2 separate regions of the Homo sapiens genome follow, and region 2 is linked to region 1. The links are chromatin loops, found by intact Hi-C in ENCODE. Cell type or tissue: dorsolateral prefrontal cortex. All regions are shown on one strand.

What was found. A loop is a pair of places that touch in the nucleus more often than their neighbours do. Peaks named below come from ENCODE experiments on the same cell type or tissue, not always from the same donor. Only the 100,000 strongest peaks of a DNase experiment are listed, where the experiment ranks them.
Region 2: it touches region 1 in a loop (2.3-fold over the local background); 76 of 110 quality-filtered maps call a loop at or near these places.

What each region holds. Positions count from the first base shown.
Region 1 is chr3:124,546,198-124,554,197 of GRCh38, forward strand. The region is part of intron 33 of KALRN (kalirin RhoGEF kinase); the gene reads left to right. The region is part of intron 3 of LOC105374076 (a long non-coding RNA gene); the gene reads right to left. Among named protein-coding and RNA genes, the nearest start is that of MIR6083, 180 kb to the left of the region's middle. In dorsolateral prefrontal cortex, a CTCF peak has its summit at 4,429 (motif pointing left); no DNase peak of the experiment used is centred here.
Region 2 is chr3:124,488,643-124,496,642 of GRCh38, forward strand. It overlaps KALRN (kalirin RhoGEF kinase), which reads left to right. Exons shown (of 60, transcript NM_001388419.1): 30 at 2,052-2,242; 31 at 2,681-2,782; 32 at 4,098-4,240; 33 at 7,669-7,771. Among named protein-coding and RNA genes, the nearest start is that of MIR6083, 120 kb to the left of the region's middle. RefSeq lists an enhancer at 2,038-3,237. In dorsolateral prefrontal cortex, a CTCF peak has its summit at 4,349 (motif pointing right); a DNase peak (open chromatin) is centred at 4,319; H3K27ac peaks cover 1,485 bases.

The sequences.
Region 1 (8,000 bases):
ACCTGTAATCCTGGTAATTTGGGAGGTGGGCAGATCATTTGAGCCCAGGAGTTCAAGACCAGCTCTGGCAACATAGTGAGACCCCCATCTCTCAAAAAAAAAAAAAAAAAAAAAAATTAGCCAGGTATAGTGGCATGTACCTTGTAGTCCCAGCTACTTGGGAGGCTGAGCTGGGGGGATCACTTGAACCTGGCAGGTCAAGACTGCAATAAACCGTGGTCATGCCACTGCACTCCAGCCTGGGTGATAGAGTGAGACCTTATGTCAATAAAAAGAGTGAGAGAGAGAGAAAGAAAGAAAGGCAGACAGTGGTGATTTTAACAGTGACTTCATATGGACTCCAATATAGAAGAGGGTTGTTGTGGAAGCTGGGTTGGGGGTTAGGGAAAGAGAAGTACAAAATCAGAATGCCTCCTTCACCATGGAAACCTTGTACCCTCACAATATAGGGGATGGTCTTAGACCCAAAAGCGCCCAGTGTGGATCCATCTTAGATGCAGCTGAAAGGAGAGAGGGAGTGTCTCGGAAGGATCTCTTGTAGGTCTCAGAGTCTAGTGAAGCCTTTTCAGGGAGATGAGAAGCAGGTGGAGGAGGCTGGTAAAAATGCAGTTTAGGAAGGTCTTAGCTGTGAGAGAACTTCGAGAATACAGAGACATCCTGGCCCATATATGCTGGGGATACATGTCTGTGGGCTTGGGGCAGGTATTTGGGAACTACATTCTGTCCTGGCTGTGAATCCAGAGGCAGAATACTCACACGGATTTGTTGAATGAATGAATGAGCGAATGAATGAACAAAGAACTTGAAGTCAGCCTTAAAGGAGAACTTTCTATGCAGTCTCTTCCTTTTAGAAACCAAATTGGTTTGAAGTCGACCAAAACCCTCCAGAAGGGGTGGTCAAAGCACCGGGAGAGGAGCACCTCTTTTTTAAATTCCATTTTAATTTATTTTAATTTATTTTAAATTTTATTTATTTATTTTTATAGAGGCAAGGATCTCACTGTGTTGCCCAGGCTGGCCTCGAACTTCTGGCCTCAAGCTATCCTCCTGCCTGGGCTTCTCAAAGTGCTGGGATTGTAGGTATAATCCACTGTGCCAGGCCAAAATAATTTTTATTTATTTAGTATTTTTTACAGACAAGGTCTCGCTTGGTCATCTAGGCTGGAGTGCAGTGGCACAATCGTAGCTCACTGCAGCCTCCAACTCCAGGGCTCAAGCAATCCCCCCACCTCAGCCTCCTGAGTAGCTGGTTCTACAGGCTCATACCACCATGCCAACTAATTTTTTTATTTTTGTAGAGGCAGGGCTGTGTTGCCTGGGCTGGTCTTGAACTCTTGGCCTGAAGCAATCCTCCTGCCTGGGCCTCCCAAAGTGCTAGGGTTATAGGGCATGAGCCACCATGCCCAACCTGTACCCAGAGTGACTGTCTCTAGATTGGAATCCAATATATTGCCTGTAGCTAAAGTCCCAGGAGAGCAGGAAGGGAGAAAGGATATCTGATGGTTACAATGTGGCTCCCCTGTCATGATGCTGGTTATGGTTGTGCCCCTCCCCACCCCCCAGCTACCCCCTTACCCCTATGTATACCAAACCTTTTGGCTCAAGCAGGGGACTCTCTTTTTTTTCTCTTACATGTACCAAACATGTTGTGAGGTTGATACTACCGACCATCTCCATAGCTAAGAGCTCATTCTTCTCCCTGTTTGCTAAAATGGGGGCATAGGAGCCTTCTCACAGGGGCAATTTCCAGGTTTTCTATAACTTGCCCAAGTGTTCCTCCAGGTTCTGATTTTTCCTAAAGATAAAAAGAAATTTGCTCTCCATCTAAGCACTGCCACAAGGAACTCTCAGCGAGTGTGGTTGGTATTCCCAAGGGCCTAAGTTTTCATCACCAAGTCCTTGTTCACTTTCTTTTTTATAATATTTTGTCCAGGACATATTTCAAGTCAAGCTGGCTCTCTCTAGCTACCAAACTCATAACTACAGGGGAAGGGGTACAGGAAAGAAAGAACTGTAAAAATTTATAAGATAAGTAGAACTTTCTCTGCTTTCTCTGAAACTATCTGGCTGCTCTCAATCCATATTGGTATGGTTGACTTATATTTAAAGGAGGATAAAATTGCCCTCTCTTCCCAGTTTTTGGAGGGTCTGCCATCTTGACTTTGTATTTTGCCATAGCTATTAAATCTTAAATCTAGCCCAAATATTCTAATGGGACCTACATTTTAATTATCTCCCATACTATCTAGCCCCCATCTCTTACAGCTATCAAATGGAAGGCAAAACTGTCCAATTCTTCTGAACCCTCTCTGCTCAGCACCACTGAGCCATTCAGCAGGAAAATGGGACAGAAGGTCTAGAAGGGAGTATTCCATGTGACCTCAGTGGCTCAATCACACCAAATAATAACAACAGCCATTAAGTAGGTATCAAGTGTTCACATGCATTATAATCTTTTTGTTTTATTTTGTTTGAGATGGAGTTTCACTCTTGTTGCCCAGGCTGGAGAGCAATGGTGCAATCTCAGCTCACTGCAACCTCCACCTCCTGGGTTCAAATGATTCTCCTGCCTCAACCTCCCAAGTAGCTGGGATTACAGGCATGTGCCACCACGCCCGGCTAATTTTTGTATTTTTAGCAGAGATGAGGTTTCATCATCTTGGCTAGGCTGGTCTCATACTCCTCACCTCAGGTGATCTGCCTGCCTCAGCCTCCCAAAGTGCTGGGATTATAGGCATGAACCACCGTGCCTGGTCCCATGCATGATAATCTTTAATTGAAACAGCAGCCCTATTAAGTTGGTACTTATCTTAATCTTTTTGAATGAGGAACTGAACTGAGTGTTCTAATATTATTGACGAGGAACTGAAGCTTAGAAAGAGAACTTATATCTTTAACATTTCTACAGTAACACAGCTAACAGCTAGTCAGTGGTGGAACTTGAATTCAAACTCAGGGCTGCTGAGTTCAAAACCCAGATTATAAATCACCATGATGTAGTCTATAAGCTCCTAGACTTACCAATTCCCTCAGCCTCCTCTATCTTGCCACTGCCAACTGAAACACAGATTATGGACTAGAAATACTGACTTTTTTTTAAGGAAAGAAAACCCCAAGAAGCCAACACACACACACACACACACACACACACATAATCACACACACACATAATCTCACACACACACAATCACACACACACACACACAAAATCTCACACACACATACACGGGTCCTTCTGACTAATGCCAAACACAGAGCTCTGGGATGCCTTATTGTTGAAACAATGCCATAAAATAGGAGAAAAGTGATAAAACTAAGAAGCCACTCTAAAAATGACTATTCAGTAAGCCAAATAGGGAATACTGTTTTATTTTAGTTTTATAGTATATACATATATACACAAAAGTTTTATAATATATACATATATACACACAAGCCATCCAAAATATGTCCTTCTCACCGCTTCAGTGTTAAAATGTGTAAGATGAACAAAATTAGTCCCAGGAAGGGGACATCACTGTAGAAATCACTGTGAAAGAATGTGAGAGAGGTGGGGAATTGAGAGTTGTACTTGACCTCCAAAAGCAGGAAAGACAGGGTCTGGAGAGGAAAAGGGAAACAATTGAGATGGAACATTGCCCATCCATGGAAATCCAGAGGCAGAAATGGCCAGGACACATTTGGGGCACCCTCAAGAGATCAAGCAGATAAAATACACAGACAAGTAGTGGAAGCTGGGGTTGAAGAAGTGGGTGGGGAAGTGTTATGAAGGGCTTTGAATGCCAGGACAAGGATGGCAGAGCCCATGTAAATTCTGAAATAAGAGAGTGTTATGAGAAGAATGGACAGTGGGAGAGACCAGTTAATGAGGAGACACCTGCAGAAATGGAGAGGCAGGTGATGAACACCTGGATGAGCATAGGGGCTTCCAAGAGACAAAGGAAAGACTTAATAGCTTTGCAGGACTAAGTGATAGATCAGACATAAGGGGTAGAGAAAAGAGTCTCTCTCAAATGACTACAGTTTCTCCAAAAATATTTTGAGATTGGGATGGACAGGTAGTTCATCTGGGCTGAGCTATAGTGGAGGGAGCCGGAAGGGAGGAAGAGGAAGAGGCCTGGTACAGGGTAAGGGAAAGAGAATCTGCAAGACTGGGCCCCGATGCTACCTAGTTTTGTGATCAGATCCCATTACTTGCCCTAGTCTCTGCTTTCTCATTTCTAAAATTAGGAATTTCATCCAGGAAACATGTATTGGGCCCCCAATATGTGCCACCTACTGTATGCAATTTTTTTTGTCTTATATTTCCTCTGAGGGCTGGTGGTTGCCCTAGCCAGTGTAGTATGAGTCTCTTTGGGACCAGTCTTCTGATCAAGGAACCCAAGCACGTGTTTCCTTTAGAAAAGCCTAGCTTTTGCTTCCCTCTAGTGGCTACTTAGTGCCACTAGACCTCTGCCTTTACTCTTTTTGTCCCTGGAGAGCCAGTCTGAATTGAAAATTAAGAAGTTAAGACCAGGCGCAGTGGCTCACGCCTGTAATCCCAGCACTTTGGGAGGCCGAGGTGGGCAGATCATGAGGTCAGGAGATCGAGACCACCCTGGCTAACACGGTGAAACCCCGTCTGTACTAAAAATACAAAAAATTAGCCGGGCGTGGTGGTGGGCGCCTGTAGTCCCAGCTACTCGGGAGGCTGCGGCAGGAGAATGGCATGAACCCGGGAGATGGAGCTTGCAGTGAGCCGAGATCGCACCACTGCATTCCAGCCTGGGTGACAGAGCAAGACTCCGTCTCAAAATAAATAAATAAATAAATAAAAAGTTAAGATGGAGCTGGATCATAAACCATGCACATGTTCAAGGGAACAGTACAAAGTGTTCCCTAGAGGGCATGTCATGATGGTTGGTATCCAGAGAGGATGGTGAGAGGAGGAGACAAAGGAGGCATGATGTCATGAACCAGAGGTGAGGCATGGGGAAGCAGTCAGTCCCAAAGCAAAACCAACCAACAATAGCAGATGGGAGCAGAAAATCACATTAGGACTCACCCAGTAAGTGGGTTAACCTGAGCAAATGGAAAGTATGGGGTCATAGATAAAGGCCTGTCTTTACACTGAAGAAGGTAAGGTCAGGGATAAGGGGAAACCCTAACAGTAATTTGCTGAGGGCAAAAACTTGACATGAAGATGCTTTAAGATGCTGGGAACCCTTTCCGTTGCTGATACCAATTCTACTCATTGCTGGGCACATGTGCTGGATCTGGGGTGGTGCCAGCACAGCTGGAGATGGGCTCATGTTGGTGGTGCTCAGCAACTGACCTAGAAAGAGGCAGATGCTCGAGGGTCCTGCTGGCTCCTAGCTAAGCGGGCGTGAAGATGTTATTGACTGTTGCAGCCAAGGGAGGGCTCACAAACTAACAAGATAAACAGCTCTGAGAAGACACAACCACAGCAGTAGCAAGTGGAGCAATGGACTGAGGCAGCACTGGTAAGAGCCAATCACTTTCTGAGGGACCCCATTCCCCAACCCTGGGCCAGCATCCCTCATTTCTCCTGTTGTCACATTCAGCATGCATACACGTGATGTGTGTCTCCTTAGAGACTGTAAGCATGGTGCAGGTAGGGACATCACAGCTGTCTCCCTGACTGCTGTATGCCCCATGCCCAGCACAGCAGCTGGCTGGTGAAGAAGAATAAGTGCATGGATGAGGAGGCTGGACTCATTAGGCTTGGAGTCCTGCCTTTGCAGTTAGCTATTAGGATGCAATCTTTAGCTAGTCATTTTACCTCTCTGAGCCTCAATTTCCTCATCTATAAAATTGGATGATAATGCCAACCTTATGAGATCTATGAGGGTCAGATGATGTCTATGAAATAGTTTATAAACTATAAAGGGCCATACAGATGTTAATTATTATCTTAGTCTGCCTGAGGATGAAAAATTAACAAGATGTCTGCTGACATTTCTTCTGGCCTGAGAGACAGTGACCAGGAGTATTTGCTTTCTGAATCAAAGCATTTAGAATGCGCTGTTTCTTCTGAACACGAATCTGTAAGTCACCCCGCTCCCAGCCAGACCCCTTACAGAGGCAGGTTGTTCCCCTCTCAGGTGCTCCGCATGTGCCCTCTTCCCATCTCCAGTCCTGGCAGACAGGCTGCCCGTCCCCAGATTACCTAACAATAATTAGACCAACCAGAGTTTCCTGGTCAACCAGAGGAGAGCTTGGCCTCTTTCCAGGAATTAGTTTGCCAGGTTTCTATGTGTGACTGGATACCTTGACCTCCACCCTACAACCACAGTGTAAATAAACATGTATTATCTACCCTGATTTGGCAACCAGTTCCAAGAATTCTCTTCCCAGTCTGATTCCAATCTGTTGTTTCTCTAGGATGCCCAGTATAGGAAGAGCAGAAAGTCACATCCGTGGCCCTACAAAGGGAAATTATAGCCTAAATTTAGGGTACTAAATCTTTGAACCGTGGGTTTGGGAATAGTTTACTATTTTTTTCTTTCTAGTCTGCCAGATTATCTCAAGATATGTCATTAAGGGTGCTTTGGAAATTGATTTATTTTTGTTTGTTTGTTTTTTGAGATGGAGTTTCACTCTTGTCGCCCAGGCTGGAGTGCAGTGGTGCAATCTCTGCTCACTGCAACCTCCGCCTCCCAGGTTCAAGTGATTCTCCCACCTCAGCCTCCCAAGTAGCTGGGATTGCAGGCGCCCGCCACCATGCCCGGCTAATTTTTGTATTTTTGGTAGAGACAGGGTTTCACCATGTTGACCAGGCTGGTCTCGAACTCCTGACCTCAGGTGATCTGCCTACCTCGGCCTCCTGATGTGCTAGGATTACAGGCGTGAGCCACCGCGCCCAGCCCTGGAAATGGATTTCTACTCCCTCGACACAAGATATCAGTGCAAGAAAACACATCTCAAGTGCATGCCAAGTTATGATTACTGGATAAACAATATATAACATCTATTAAGCATGTAATGCATATCAGGGTTTACCTGTGTTAATGTAATCCTTCCAATAACTCTATATGGCAGGAATTAATATGATTCCTACTTTACAGATAAGGAAAATGAGCCAAAGAGAGACTAATTAACTTGCTCCAGATGATACAGATAGTAGCGATTGAGACAGATTCAAACCTAAGCAGTCTAGCTCCAGACCCAGTAATCCACAGAAAGGGAAATGGTTACCCACATCTGAATAACTGAGGTTTGATGACATTTTGCACTTCTGTGAAAATCGTCTCTGGTCTTTGGCCTGGTTTCCTCTGAAGCTCAGTTTTCCAGTGTTGCACAGTCCATACAGTAGACAATTTGCAGGAATGCCTGGGGCTTTCAGAGAAGCCCGTAACTTCTTCTCTCTCTCTAACCATGAATTGCTCTTTTTGATCAGGTTTCACCCAGCCACCTCTCCTCCCTCTTCTATAGGTAGCCTTGGGATTTTCAGAATCATGTCTATGAGCTCTTTCCTCCTTCCAAAGCTATAGGGTGTGTTGCAGGAAATGCCTTCCTGTGCAAGCACAATCAAAACAGCAGTATAGACAGCCTCAGTTAAGCACAAAGGAGCCAGGAGATGCCTCCCTGTAGACAGGACAGTTGGACAGTTACCTCCAGCCTGAGGGTCAGTGTTGCAGAGGCAAAGTTGCCAGTGGGTTAATCCTCCCAGCCGCATCTCTATTGACAACTTGTGTGGGTTCCCCAGGGGCAATGAGATGAAGATAGAAGGGAGAATAAATACCAGTTGCTACTACTGCCTCTTCTTTCCCCGAGGAGAGTATGGCTCTGCCCTTCTCACCCAAACTTGAGTCAGTGTCTAGTTAGATGTTCTCTGAAGCCTAGGCAGGGAGTACAGAGATAAAGAACAGGCACAGGCCAGGCACCGTGGCTTACGCCTGTAACTCTAGCACTTTGGGAGGCCAGGGTGGGAGGATCACTTCAGCCCAGGAGTTCGAGACCAGCCTGGGTAACATGGCGAAACCCCATCTCCACTAAAA
Region 2 (8,000 bases), 58 kb before region 1:
GCATCTGCATTACATTGCCTTGGTCATCACAATGAATAGAAAGCCTGATCACATAAACACACACAGACACACATACACACAAAACATACCATCTTCAGCCTTATGCTCTTTTTTTGTTATTATGGTAAAATATACATAATATGTATAACATAAATTTACCATTTTAACCATTTTTGAATGTACAGTTCGGTGGCATTAAATACATTCACATTCTTGTGCAACCAGCATTTTGTCCTCTAGAAGGTTAGTAAGTCCAGCCAAACAACTCTGATAAGACTTCAGTCAGATGAAGCTATCTTCTTGGGACCAGAAACCTGTAGAGTAAGATTCCAATAAAGTGGTCTTAACACTGCAGAATGAGTGGGCAGAGCAGCCATACTGGGGTGGAATTTGTTAGATGAGTTAAGATTTAACATTTTTTTGGGAGGCCAAGGTGGGTGGATCACCTGAGGTCAGGAGTTCCAGACCAGCCTGGCCAACATGGCGAAACCCCGTCTCTACTAAAAATACAAAAATTAGCCAGGGGTGGTGGTGCATGCCTGTAATCCCAGCTACTCGGGAGGCTGAGGTGTGAGAATCGCTTGAACCCAGGAGGCAGAGGTTGCCGTGAGCTGAGATCGCACCACTGCACTCCAGCCTGGGCGATAGAGCAAGACTCCATCTCAAAAAACAAAAACAAACAAACAAAAAGACTTAACATTTTTAATGGGTGCTAAAGGAAATGTGTATAGTCTGTTGCAAATATGTAAACACGTGGGCTGTTTTTTCTCTTCTGGACTCCATCCTACTCCGCCAATACCACCAACACCACCTTGGGAGACTTGATACGGTCTCCATACTTCCCAGACCATCCTTAGCACCAGAAGCCTCAATTCTTAGAGCAAAGGAGCCCTGGCTATTTTCCCTAGGCTGAGCAGGAACCATCTCAATGTATTCCTGTTGACATTTTTCTCCACTCCTTTCCTCTCTGTTTGTACCTTCCCCTCCACCCCACCCTGGAAGTACCTGCAAGTACCCAGCTCCTCCAGTCTGTCCCTGACCTATGCTCTGGATCCAGCTACTCCATGCATGGTCTGTTTACCAGCAGCAGCAACAGCACCTGGGAGCTTGTCAGAAGTGCACATTCATGGACTCACCCCACACCTACTAAATCAGAATATCTGGGGAGGTTGGAGGGTGGGCAGTAATCTGTGTTTTCACAAGCTCTCCAGGTGATCCTTATGCACAGTAAAGTTTGAGAGCATCTCTTAAAAACTTCAAGTGGTATAAATATAAACTGTTGAAGGCTTGTGCAAAGTAATCAAAGGGAGGAATTCTAGAAATGGAATATAAGAATTAAGGTAGGTCAGGCACAGTGGCTCATGCCTATAATCCTACACTTTGGGAGGCCAAGGTGGGAGGATCACTTGAGCTCAAGACCAGCCTGGGCAACATAGGGAGACCTTGTCTCTACAGAAAATACAAAAATTACCTGGGCATGGTGGCATGTACCTATGACCCAGCTACTTGGGAAGCTAAGCTGGGAGGATCACTTGAACCTGGGAGTTCAAGGCTGCAGTGACCCACGATCATGCCACTGCAAAAAAAATAAAAAATAATAATAAGAAGAATTAAGGTAATGAATGACACATAAAGAGGAGCTGAAGACACTCAGTCAGGCAGTGTTTGTCCTCAACCCCACTCATAGCTACAAGTCAGGAACAGTAGAAAGTTGTGGAGGACAAAGGAGCTATGGGATTTGCCCTTGCAGGAGGCCAACTGTGGGTGTGTGAAGGTGTGAGGTTGCATAGGACCTTTGCAGGAGATTCCACTAATATTGGTTATGTATATAAAAGACATGGTGCAGGAAGGGGGCAGGAGAGATCTAATTGCAATTCTCAGAGATGTCTATGGAAGTGTTCAGCAGTCTCTGGAGTTAGCAGAGAGAAAAAAACCCTTCAGTAACTGAAGACTAACAATAAGAGAGGCCTTTCTCCAAGAGGGGGGTGGAACATGGCCCCCTGACTGTGGCAGTAGAGAAACTCCACAGGGTGGAAATGGATGTTTTTCAGGGTTCGACGAGAACCTGGATGTGCAGGGGGAGTTGATTCTCCAGGATGCCTTTCAAGTGTGGGACCCGAAGTCGCTGATCCGGAAGGGGCGGGAGCGGCACTTGTTCCTCTTTGAGATCTCCTTGGTTTTTAGCAAGGAGATCAAAGATTCTTCAGGACACACGAAATATGTTTACAAGAACAAGCTACTGGTAGGTGGGGCAGGTGGGGTAAGACAAGACTCCCTGCTTTCATAGAACCCATGGGCAGGAAGGGATCTGGACACACTCATCTCATCTCCTCCCCGGCCTCCACACCAAAACCATCCTGGACAAATGAAAATGTCTCCTATTTGGAAAGCACCCCACTCACCTCCCACGTCTGCATTGTAGAGTTCACAGTTCTTCTTTCTGTTTGCTTTTAGCACCTCCCTCTTCACCTTCCCTCCCTGGTACCTGCTAATCAGGCACGTGCCTGTAGGTCCTTTCATCCTGGGTAGATGAACAGAATATCCAATCTGTTAAAGTTTGATTGACAGAAGCCCCTCCCTCGGTCCTCTCCTCTTTGTTGCCTTTCCCTTCCCACCCCAGCCCTAAGTTTCCCCACTGCCCTCCCCTTCCCCGCCTCTCATAGGCATTTCCTGTCTACAGACCTCAGAGCTGGGTGTGACCGAGCACGTGGAGGGCGATCCCTGCAAATTCGCCTTGTGGTCTGGGCGCACCCCATCCTCAGACAATAAAACAGTGCTGAAAGTAAGTACTGCTCTCTGCTAGGCACAAACTAGGGTTGGGGATAATAGAAGTGGGGGTGGGCAAGTGACACCTCAAAGCTAAGGCCCAGAGACTCTACTGAGCCATGGGCCTCTTTTGGGAATGGCAGCATCACGTGGGCATTGAGAAGCAAATTCTATCATGAAAGTAGACCCAGAATCTCAAAGACGCATGGTCTCCTCAAGTGCATGCACATGTGTGACCAAGAGGGAAGAAAGCAGGGAGTGGCTTGTGGGACCAGCTCAGCAAGGCCCGCTTAAACTGTGCTCTGTCCGTATCTCTTCCTTCAAGTGGCAAGAACAATTGACGCTTTGACAAAAGACACCTTGATTTGCTCCACATTCATTTGACATTTTTTCCTAAATAACTTCCGTGTAAAAGGTATAGTGCCTAGTGTGGTGGGGGATAACTATGTATAAGATATGGACCTTATTCCCTGGGAACCTACATTCTTGAACCCCTACTAAATCACATTAGCATGGGGACCATGCTGATGGAGAGAAATGTCAAGAGGGAGCCTTTCACCAGAAGACGGCCTTGAGGAGTCATTGCAGCTCTCTGGGGCACAGCAGTGATGTTAGCCTGTCTGAGCAGCGATAATGCAGATGATGAAGTTCCCAGCAGTCATTTGCTTGTCAGGAAAGTGCCCATCACCAAGGAAAAAATGGTCCAACCCCGACAAAAGCTTCACATGTATTCACTCTGAACTGCCAGCATAGCTGCTACCTGTTGTGAGGCAGAATTACCAGAAAAAAAATTCTACCAAGACAAATGGGATCATCATAAAATGATAGCAGTGCCTTTAGTTAACAGAGCTTGCCACAAACCCAGGACTGATTTCTAGTCAGTACAAGTCTGTGGAGCCATGCTAGGTGAACATCCTGACATATATCCATACTGATTGGGAAGTAGATGCTGCCCCTCCCAGTGCCCACCAGACCTCCCCAGGATCTAGCAACCCAGGTGTTAATCCCTGTCCCAGGGGGAACTTCCAGATACTGTTCCACCTCCAGGGCAGATATCAGGATTGGTCAGTGCCTTATGAGTTATGAAATACTTTGACAGTTACTCCCGTACAAGTAATTCTGCATTGAATCTTGAGGTCGGAGCACTGTTCTGGGAGTTGGAGAAGCCTGTTTCTGGTATTGAAGAGTCATAAGTATGAAATGAGAAATAAACTCCCCAGACATTTGGAATCCTTGAAAATAACAGATGAAGACTGCAGGAGGGTTGAGAACTGTTTTTGGTAAGGTGATGGGAGTTGGGGTTCTCAGTCTTTCTCCCTGTGGCACTCTAGGCCTCCAACATTGAAACCAAGCAGGAGTGGATCAAGAACATTCGAGAAGTGATTCAAGAAAGGATCATTCACCTGAAAGGAGCTTTAAAGGAGCCACTTCAGCTCCCCAAAACACCAGCCAAACAGAGGAACAATAGTAAGAGGTAACCAGCACCTCTCCCTCCAGCACTGCCTGCCTCACAGGCTTCCGGGTGCGGGAATGGGATGAATCTTTGCTTCTGAAGGGGGATGTGCCCAGCAGGTGGCACTCTCCAGGAAGGCCTGTGAGTTCTACCTAGGATGAGTCATCTGATCTTTAAGCATCTCACTAGTGTCAAATTCAGCAGGGCTTCATTGAGCACCTCTTATATGATAAACACTCTGCTAGGTTCTACAAGATAAAAGGAAGTGTAAGATGAGTCGATTCCCTTAAGAGCCATCTAATAGTCATGTCTGACACATGAAATAGACCAGAAGAACCACGTATAGGGATCATAAATTCTATAAGAATTCAAAGAAAGGGGACTTTAGATGAGTCCTAGAGTGGAGGAACTCTCTGGACTGGTTGGATAGTCAAAGGGCTTTGTGTACTGTAATGTGTGGAGTGGTGGTTTCATTGCAGGTCTTACTGCAACCCCCACAGAGACCTCACCTTCATTCACCTATGATAAGCAACGTCATTGGGCAGAAGAGGACTTATATCTTTCTGGATGCTTCTGAATCCCAGTTTCCTCTAAACCCATGGATGACTTCTTAAGTATTTCTTTCCCAAGTCTCCATGTGACACCTACACTTACAATGACTCTTTTGGGGGACAGTTCCAAAGAAAGCATACAAAAACTTCACGTACATTTTGAAGAAAAAAAAATGGGGTTCTAGCAGAGATGGCCATTGGTGATAACAGGTTCTTCCCTCCTCCCCTGTACCTGAATGGAATAAATCTGGAGGATTTAGTTGACCCTTAGGCACCAACCAGGACAAGCAGGGTAGGGAGCCATTTCAGGGCCTATGAAGCCGCAGCAGCATTGGTCCTGAGTGAGGTGGTAGCCAAAAGAAGGGTGTGACTATGGTGGAGAAACCTCCATGGGGCGGAAGCCCCAAGACCTGCATGACCAGGATAAGTTCACCTCCTCAGTGCTGCATGGACAAATTATAACTGCTCTGGTGAAGGGGTCATTTTGATGCCAGTTATCTATGTCCAGAGTCCAGGTAAGGAGGGGGTGGACTAAAGTCTAGCAGTGGAGACAGGCCATGCCTCAGGGAATCCCTACTTTAATAAATAAATTAGAAAGGAAACAATTACAAAGAAATGATGGTCTAGGATCATAGTGAAAGAGGATACTCAGGTGAGGCTGACTAGGCTTATTTACCCTGACATAGCCCCTTTTTCCTATAGTAGGAGAGTTTGAGCATTTCCAGAACATGGGAAAGGCATATCTTGGAAATGCCCCCACCTTTTCTCTGCTCCCACCTTTTCTCTTGTCCTACAATGGGTGGGTGAGAAACCTTGGCATACTCTGCAGAGAATAACCAAGCAGTCTTTAATTCCGTTATCTTGGATTCCTGGATATGGGGACAGTTTATAGAGGAGTTCATTGGTTGGGGAATACTACCCACAGTCCTAGGTGGCCTCCCCACATCCCCCCAGAAGTGGCTTCACCTGGAGTGGACCAGAAGGGCCCACCATGGGCCAGAATAGCGGGAAGCAGAAAGTACAGCCAGCTCTCAACTGTCTACACATGGTGGGGAGCGCTGGCCCAGATAATCCAAAACAACAGATGATCTAAAAGTCCTTTATTTTTGGTTTTGAAATGCGTCACATAAAGTCTTTTTACAGCAGATTTTCCTTCCTATGAATGTGTGGCTTATGTTATTAAAATAAATTGGCATTTCCCAAGCCCACAAATGATGGTGAGAGAGCAGTTGACTTAGAAATGTTCTGGATGGGAGAAAATACTTTTTATGATGAATAGACATTGTGTGTATACATGTGCACATGCATGGGTACTTGCATACACACACACATCCACATACATTCACACATACACCAGAGTGCAATCATTTAGACCCTTTGAGGTGAATTCGTTATTTGTGGCACTTTGTTCATGTGGTAGGATTCTCAGGCTTTCAGTTTCCCTGTCCCCTGATGCCATTACTTCTCCACAAGCAGCATCAGGGTATCTTTTATAAAAGCCCCCTGGGGAAAAGCTGTCATTTCCTGTGCTAATTCACCCAACTCCAACTCCACATCTCCCCCAGCTTTTCCTGGCACAGACCTTGCAGCCTTCATCAGTTTCCAGACATGCAATCCCTTTTGGCCATGGCTGTGGGCTTGGTACAGGATGGGGGCACAGTTCTACAGCTGGAGAGCTGAAAGAACATGGGGACAGCTGTGTGGTCCGGGGCCCAGGAAGGGGTCTAAATGCCAGGAGTGCACTCAGGAGATGGCCTTAGCTGACACACAGAAGCACAGCTGGCTCCAAAGCTGCTGTGGAACCTGTGACTGTTCACCAATCTTTGAGAAAATGCCTTGGCCTTCTGTATCGATAAGAAATCATTATAAACATGCATGAGATCCTCAAAACCCAGCCAGATGAAGGCAATAAATTCCTTCTCCACACCCAGGAGTTGAAGGTCTAATATCAGGAATTTCCCAAAGTTAATATCCCCTGGAGACAATATTCCACACAACCTGTTTTCTTGAACAGAAGAAACTCAAGTTTAAAAGAAATCTTGGCCGGGTGCAGTGGCTCACACCTGTAATCTCAGTACTTTGGGATGCCAAGGCGGGCAGATCACCTGAGGTCAGGAGTTTTGAGACCATCCTGGCCAACATGGTGAAACCACGTCTCCACAAAAAAATACAAAAATTAGCTGGGCATGATGGCAGGCACGTGGAAACCCAGCTACTTGGGAGGCTGAGGCAGGAGGATCACTTGAGGTGAAGGTTGCAGTGAGCCAAGATCATGCCAGTGCATTCCAGCCTGGGTGACAGAATAAGACTCCATCTTAAAAAAAAAAAAAAAAAAAAAAGAAGAAGAAATCTTGTCACTTCTGTTTTCTTTATAGGCCAGCTGTAAATGAACCCTCATCTTAATTACAGCATGTACAAAAACTTGAATACCCTGAATTTGGGATTATTAAAATGACCTAATCACCTGGATAGAAGCCTAGGCTCTAAGTAGGATATATATCTTCCTACTGCCTCTTACAGACCCGTTCCCAAGTGTGTGTATGTGTATGTATGTATATATATATATATATATATATATATATATATATATATATATATATACACACACATATATACATACATACACCCCCTCTGCAGCATGGGCTGGAGGAGTTTTGGGGAAGGGGGTCATTTTGCATTTAGTTATCAACATAGTGATTATGTGTTTACTAAGTGCAAGAAGTGACATCACTGAAAATCACATAGGGCCACTCTCTTTAGCAGGATAATTTTAGACAAATCCCTGCTAGAAAGTGCTGAGGCGCTGCTCTGCCCACCCAACCGGAAATCCTTGTGTGCTCTAAACCCACAGTGGTTCCCCCCACCCCCACCCCTGTTTTTTTTCTCTTCTTCCTGCAGGGATGGAGTGGAGGATATTGACAGCCAGGGGGATGGGAGCAGCCAACCAGACACCATCTCCATTGCTTCTAGGACCTCTCAGAACACAGTGGACAGTGACAAGGTAGGACAGAGTCCTAACCTTCCTTCCCCTGAGACTTCTTGATGGCTCAACCACCCCTGGAGAGGTACCCCTAGAGAATTTCTCTCACTATGGATCCTACCTTCAGGAGCCAGTTGTCTCTTTGTGCCAGCCAAGGAGGAAAGAACAGGGCTGGAGGAGGCATGTCCCAGCACGAGATCTGGTCTGAGGGGATGGAAGACTGCGGTGGTTCAGGCTGACCTCTCACACT